Regions from separate parts of the Mus musculus genome. Here region 1 is linked to region 2. Evidence: chromatin contacts called from ENCODE Hi-C or POLR2A ChIA-PET data. All regions are on one chromosome and are shown on one strand. Each heading gives the region's core, a stretch centred on a gene start or an enhancer-like site at or near the end of the contact. The rest is flanking DNA. Distances are from core to core; before and after follow the strand shown.

Evidence for each region. A loop is a pair of places that touch in the nucleus more often than their neighbours do. ChIA-PET counts read pairs that join two places held with the same protein, here RNA polymerase II (POLR2A).
Region 1: POLR2A ChIA-PET joins it to region 2 with 10 read pairs in embryonic stem cell. The contact joins the promoter of Ybx1 here to the promoter of Slc2a1 in region 2. A Hi-C loop is called at or near these places in 1 of 37 maps with a recorded cell type or tissue (T-helper 17 cell). POLR2A ChIA-PET finds 5 or more read pairs at or near these places in 2 of 5 experiments (both embryonic stem cell).

What each region holds. Positions count from the first base shown.
Region 1 is chr4:119,293,126-119,295,825 of GRCm38, forward strand. Ybx1 (Y box protein 1) reads right to left here and starts at 1,388. Exons shown (of 8, transcript NM_011732.2): 1 at 1,079-1,388; 2 at 617-680. The coding sequence starts at 1,238.
Region 2 is chr4:119,107,456-119,110,155 of GRCm38, forward strand. Slc2a1 (solute carrier family 2 (facilitated glucose transporter), member 1) reads left to right here and starts at 1,290. Exons shown (of 10, transcript NM_011400.3): 1 at 1,290-1,517. The coding sequence starts at 1,500. It overlaps Gm52706 (a long non-coding RNA gene), which reads right to left and starts at 1,294. Exons shown (of 2, transcript XR_003955269.1): 1 at 322-1,294.

The sequences.
Region 1 (2,700 bases), core at 138-2,637, 190 kb after region 2:
ATTTGATCAGCATGATTCCCTGACAAGGAAGTAAGAGAAATAAAAAATGAGGAAGAACCATTTCCTTTCAGATACGTTACTCGTCGTTTGGACAAATAAGAAGAGCCCTCTTTGGCTACAGAAGGTCTATAGGAAAAATGTGCTCGAGGTACTAAATGGACTGAATATTCGAGTAGTCTAAACAAAGGCAACATAACCTTACAGTACAGATAACATCTCAGGCAACTGACATGTCAAATCCCGTTCCCCGAGAGGTTAACAAGGTGAAAGATCACCTGTATGTTAATTAGCGGGTCACATTCTTACATAGCAATTTCAAAGCAGAAAGGGATGTCAAGGTTAAAAGCGTGCTTAGCCTGGAGTTGCCTCAGTTTGATGCAAGGTAACTGTTAAGGCATGGCTCATGCGACGCGCCTGCCTTGACCTGCTTTGTGCCAAAGCTTTTTGAGGCTAGCTCAAGATCGGTACTTAACAGCAACACAAAGCGAGTCTACAGACCCGCTAATCCCGTCACCCAAGGAAGAAACACAGGGTCCCAATCCCCCACCCTGTCATGCCCGCGGTGGCTCTGGCCCATGCAGGAGGCGGACGCGAGCTTTCCACCCCGGCATCTCACCTGTTGATGAAACCGTATCCGTTCCTTACATTGAACCATTTGACTGTTCCCAAAACCTTCGTTGCTGGAAAACAAAGCACAACAACGTCCAATCACCGGCTGGCCCTGGAAGTCGGTCCAGGATCTAGCCGCAGGCCCGGGCCGCCGCCCTCGCCGCACACGTGGGTGCGCCGGGTAGCGCGGGTCCGAGGTGGGTGTGCGCCCGGGAGGCGAGCACGTGAGGGCCGGGGAAGCAGCCCGCGCTCCTCCGGCTGCGTAGGCGGCGGGGCGGGGACCCCAGCACGAGGCCCCGGGGCGGGTGGGCGCGGGGGAGGGGCGGCGGCGGCCGGAGCAGCGGCGGGATCCCGGTGTGCGCGCGCCGCGGGCCTCGGGGGGGAGGGGCGGCCGCGTAGTCCGTGGCTCGGGCCGCGTCGCCTAACGGTCCGGCCCGCGGCCCCATCCCCGGTCCCTTCTGGCGCTCACCGATGACCTTCTTGTCCCCGCCGGCGGGCGCCGCCGATGTGAGGCCACCCGGGCCGCCACTACCCGCGCCGCTGCCCGTGGAGCCGGGCTTGGTGTCGGCGGCGCTGAGGGCGGCGGCGGGGGCGGCGGGCGGCTGCTGGGTCTCGGCCTCGCTGCTCATGGTTGCGGTGATGGTGACTGGGGCCGGCGGCGACGGCTGCGGCTCCTCCCGGGTGTGATGGTGACTAGGCCGGCGGCGGCGGTGGGGCTCTCAGGGCTCTCTGGGGTCCGCTCTCCGCTCCCGCTACCGATCGAACTAGCGAGAATGGCGGGACGGGCGGGATAAGCCCCGCGATAGACCCGCCCTCGTCCTCCCCCATTGGTCCGCATCGTTGTCCATCTCACCACCTGACCGGGTCTCTAGCGCCTATTGGCTCACGCTCCGCGGCTCCTGCGCTCTCATTGGTATCTTTAGCGACTAATTCGCCCGACCCACAGCTTCTCAGGCCTCCGCCGCCATAGAGACCGGAACTAGAATGAGAGCCTCGGCCGTGAGCACCATAGAGTACCGGGAGGACGCGCAGAGGGAACGTTCCCAGATGGGGCTGCGCTCGTCGCGCACGTGGGCCGCGATCGCCGGGCCTACTCCGGCCTCCTAGAAGGGGCTCCTTCCCACGGCTGGGTGAACGCCGGGGCCTCCTTAATGGGTCAGGCTTTTGGTGATCCAGTCACCTTGGAGGGACCACGCAGGCGCTGGAGCTGCCACGACTCAGCGTGTTCAGGGCGGGGGTGATCGTTTCCCCCGGCGTCCGAGGAAATGTATTTCATACTGGCCACAAATCAGATTTAATTTCGCCTCACATTTATTGGATGTTAGGGTTTTTGACTTTATAAACTAAGCACTGTAGACAAGGATTGCTATCCTTGTTTTTATACACTGTAAAACACACGCTGCCTTCTTTCTGAAGCCCTCCGCCTACCTTCATTCATTCTTTATTACGCATCTACTATTGACTGGGGATTGAAGTAGTTTGCCAGTTAGTTTCTGCTTTCTGATGGTGGAATTTTAAACGCCCACCACTTCTTGGTTGGGTGAGCACAGCGTTTGGGGAGTGGGAGCAGGAAGAGTTGGGTGGTGACATTTCAGGCAAAGGTAGGTTTGTGCAAAGGCCTAGAAAAGATAGGGTCTCACGGAGACTGCAAATAAAGGAAACCAATCGAAGTAGGAATCAGAGGTGGGCAGAGGTGTTTTTAACCTGAGATTCTTCCCCTGATCACCGGTGAGCAGTGTAGCTTTCGCGGTGTAAGTAAGGAGTAGCATCGTTAAAGAAAGAAAAGGCTGCTGCTTGGAGAAGGGGCTGCAGAGAGAGAAGGGATGGGAGTGGGGGAAACAAGAGGACCTGAGATGGCTCTGTGTGTAAAGGCACTTGGCCAAACCTGAGTTCTTGCCTTCAGCTCCACATAATGGAAAGAGAAAGATAGCCTCTTCCTGTAAGCTGTAGCTTGACCTCCCCACGAGCACTGTGGCATACTCCTAGCTCCCAGTAAATAAAAGCATGAACTAGAAATACAAAAAGAACGCTAAATCCGACGGGCTGTGGTGGCGCTCGCCTTTAATTCCAGCACTTGGCAGGCAGAGGCAG
Region 2 (2,700 bases), core at 40-2,539:
AGGGACACTGACTAGCACGGGACCGTCCGTCATAGAGGAGAAAAAAGATGGCTGATTGGTGACTTGTTGGCTGAGATATAGGCATGCAGTTCTATAATGGGGGCGACTGAATTTGTGAACTGGTACCCTAAGAAAGGGCCTGGGAGACCAGGCTTGGGCCTTGTTCCAGCCCTGCATCATATGTATTGAAGGAAAGAAACAGGTCCAGGGTTGGAGAAAGCAAGAGCAGAGGAGGCAGGTCTTGCAGTCAGCAGAAGAAACTCGGGGGGGGGGGGGCAAAGTGGTGATCAGGAGAGAGGAGAAGGGGAACCCCAGACTCACCAGTTCCACATGCTTTACTTTTCAGGGGTCCATGCTCAATTAGGGTGCCCTCCTAGGCCAGCACCTGGCACACAGCTCAGCTTCCTGTCTCTAACAGAAAGTCATTTCTCCCAGATCCCCCCTTCAGGTGAACCTAGATGGGACATGGACTGGAGGGACCACAGAGGCTATTGACTGTCCTACTCACCACTCCAGGAGCTCACCTGTAATTCTCATAGCCCAGGGTTTGATAACAAATCTCATTTTATCCAGGAGAAACCCGCTGCTCATTGGCTGGGAGCTTGCCCAGGACCAGCTAGAGGCGGTTTATAGGTGAGCTGGTTCAATGCCAAGGTGTTCTATGTCCTTAACCATTTAGACACCCAGCCTCTCTGGTCTTCACACTTAGGTGTCACCATAAAGTCAGAAATGGAGGGAGGTGGTGGTTTTACAGCTTAGAGAAGTGGTGGGCATGGTGTCTAGGAGCAAAAGAGGAGCTTGGCCTTGGGCACAGGAACACGGAGCAAGGAGAGAGAATTCAGCTTCGGAGCCAGACCTCCCGTGGTCTCTCTAATGAACTTAATGCCACTTTACACATAACACACGCGGTTGTAAACACCATCCAAATACTAACTCGTTTAATCTTCCTAATAACCCAGGAGGTTGTACTATTATTATGACTAGTCTACCAAAGTTATCCGGCAGCCTAGTGAGGAAGCCAGAGTCCTAGCGCTGGCTTACAGCCCCGCACCAAGCGCTACCATTTTGCTAGTGGCCATTGAGACTCAGAGAGGTGTGCAAACCAGCTCAGAGCCACACAGCGAGCGCCCCCAACGGGTGCCCCGCACACCCTGGGACTGCAGGTTCTAGCATCCAGAGCCAGACTGTGGTCAGTAGCCCTCCGTCCCTCCCCACCTCCCCACAGAACCACGCCTCTCAGAGTCCCGCCCCGGACGTGCTCCCCAGGCCCCGCCCCCTTCGGGCCCACCTACACCCCAGAACCAATGGCGGCGGTCCTATAAAAAGGCAGCTCCGCGCGCTCTCCCCCAAGAGCAGAGGCTTGCTTGTAGAGTGACGATCTGAGCTACGGGGTCTTAAGTGCGTCAGGGCGTGGAGGTCTGGCGGGAGACGCATAGTTACAGCGCGTCCGTTCTCCGTCTCGCAGCCGGCACAGCTAGAGCTTCGAGCGCAGCGCGGCCATGGATCCCAGCAGCAAGGTGAGTAACGGGGCTGGGAGTCCCGGGTAGGGATGTGCTGCCGAGCGCGGGCCGGGGCGCCTGTCCGAGTCCCCGCTTCCTCACGCAGCCGCCGCGCGCTTCACGCGGTCGGGGCGGGGGCCGCGGATCAGGGGCCCAGGCGCCGCACGTCGCGCACGACCTCGGCGGCTCCTCCCGCGCGGGGGAGGGGGCCGGAGCGCGGCGCCCATTGGCTAAAAGAGCCGAGCCCCCGGCCGGGCCCCGGCTAGGAGCGGAGGAGGCGGGACCCGCCCGGAGCCCGCGCCGCGCCCGGAACCCGGGCCATGGGGGTGGCCAGGAGGAGAAGGCACTTCCTCCAGGCCAGGGTCGGGGGCTGACGAGCTCTGAGGACCTCACGATGCGCAGTCCTCCAGGGATGTGGGGCCTTTCCCCGGGGCAAGCTACTGACTGGATAAGATCTCTCTTCACCTGTGATCAGGCTTGCCCTGTATGGGCCGGATTTACGGAACCCCTCCTGGATGTGCGACATTGTTTCTTTCTTGTCCCGCCTTTGCTTTGTGTAGAGTTAGTTCTAGTCCCTTTTAAATTAAAATAAAATTGGATTTTCCCGTCTTAGTATGTAGGAAGGCTCAAGGATGCGCACTTTCACGCCCCCCCCCCTTTACCTGTTTAAAGTTAAGAACAGTGCGAGCATGTGTTAAATCCCTGGCTGCCTTTACTGGGCAGTGGGGGTGTTTTGGTGGAACTCAGGAAAGGAAGCTCCAGTTGACTCCGGATGGTCGTACTGACAGTCTCTGCAGGGCCACAGTGATAGAGATAGAATGTAACTAAGTATAAAGACAAAAAAACAAAACAAAACAAAAACCAACTGAGGCCCGGGAGTCTCTCAGATGCCACTTAAACTCCGAACTTTGGTTTTTCCGCGTAAAACTTTTCTCTCAGACCTAGGTTAATCTCCGTCTTTCAAATTCCTTGGATTTTGCTTTTGTTTCGGAGACATCATCCCCTAGCCCTGTCTGCCCTAGAGTTCATATGTAGACCAGGCTGGCCTCAGACTCACAGAGATCCGCCTGTCTCTGCTTCGCGAAGGCTGTAAGCCCGGGTACCACCACACTCCGCTTGATATTTATTTTTTGAGCTGATAAGATGAATATTCTGAGTAGAGAAGAGGGTAAAAAAAAATCAATGCTCGTTGATCACCTGG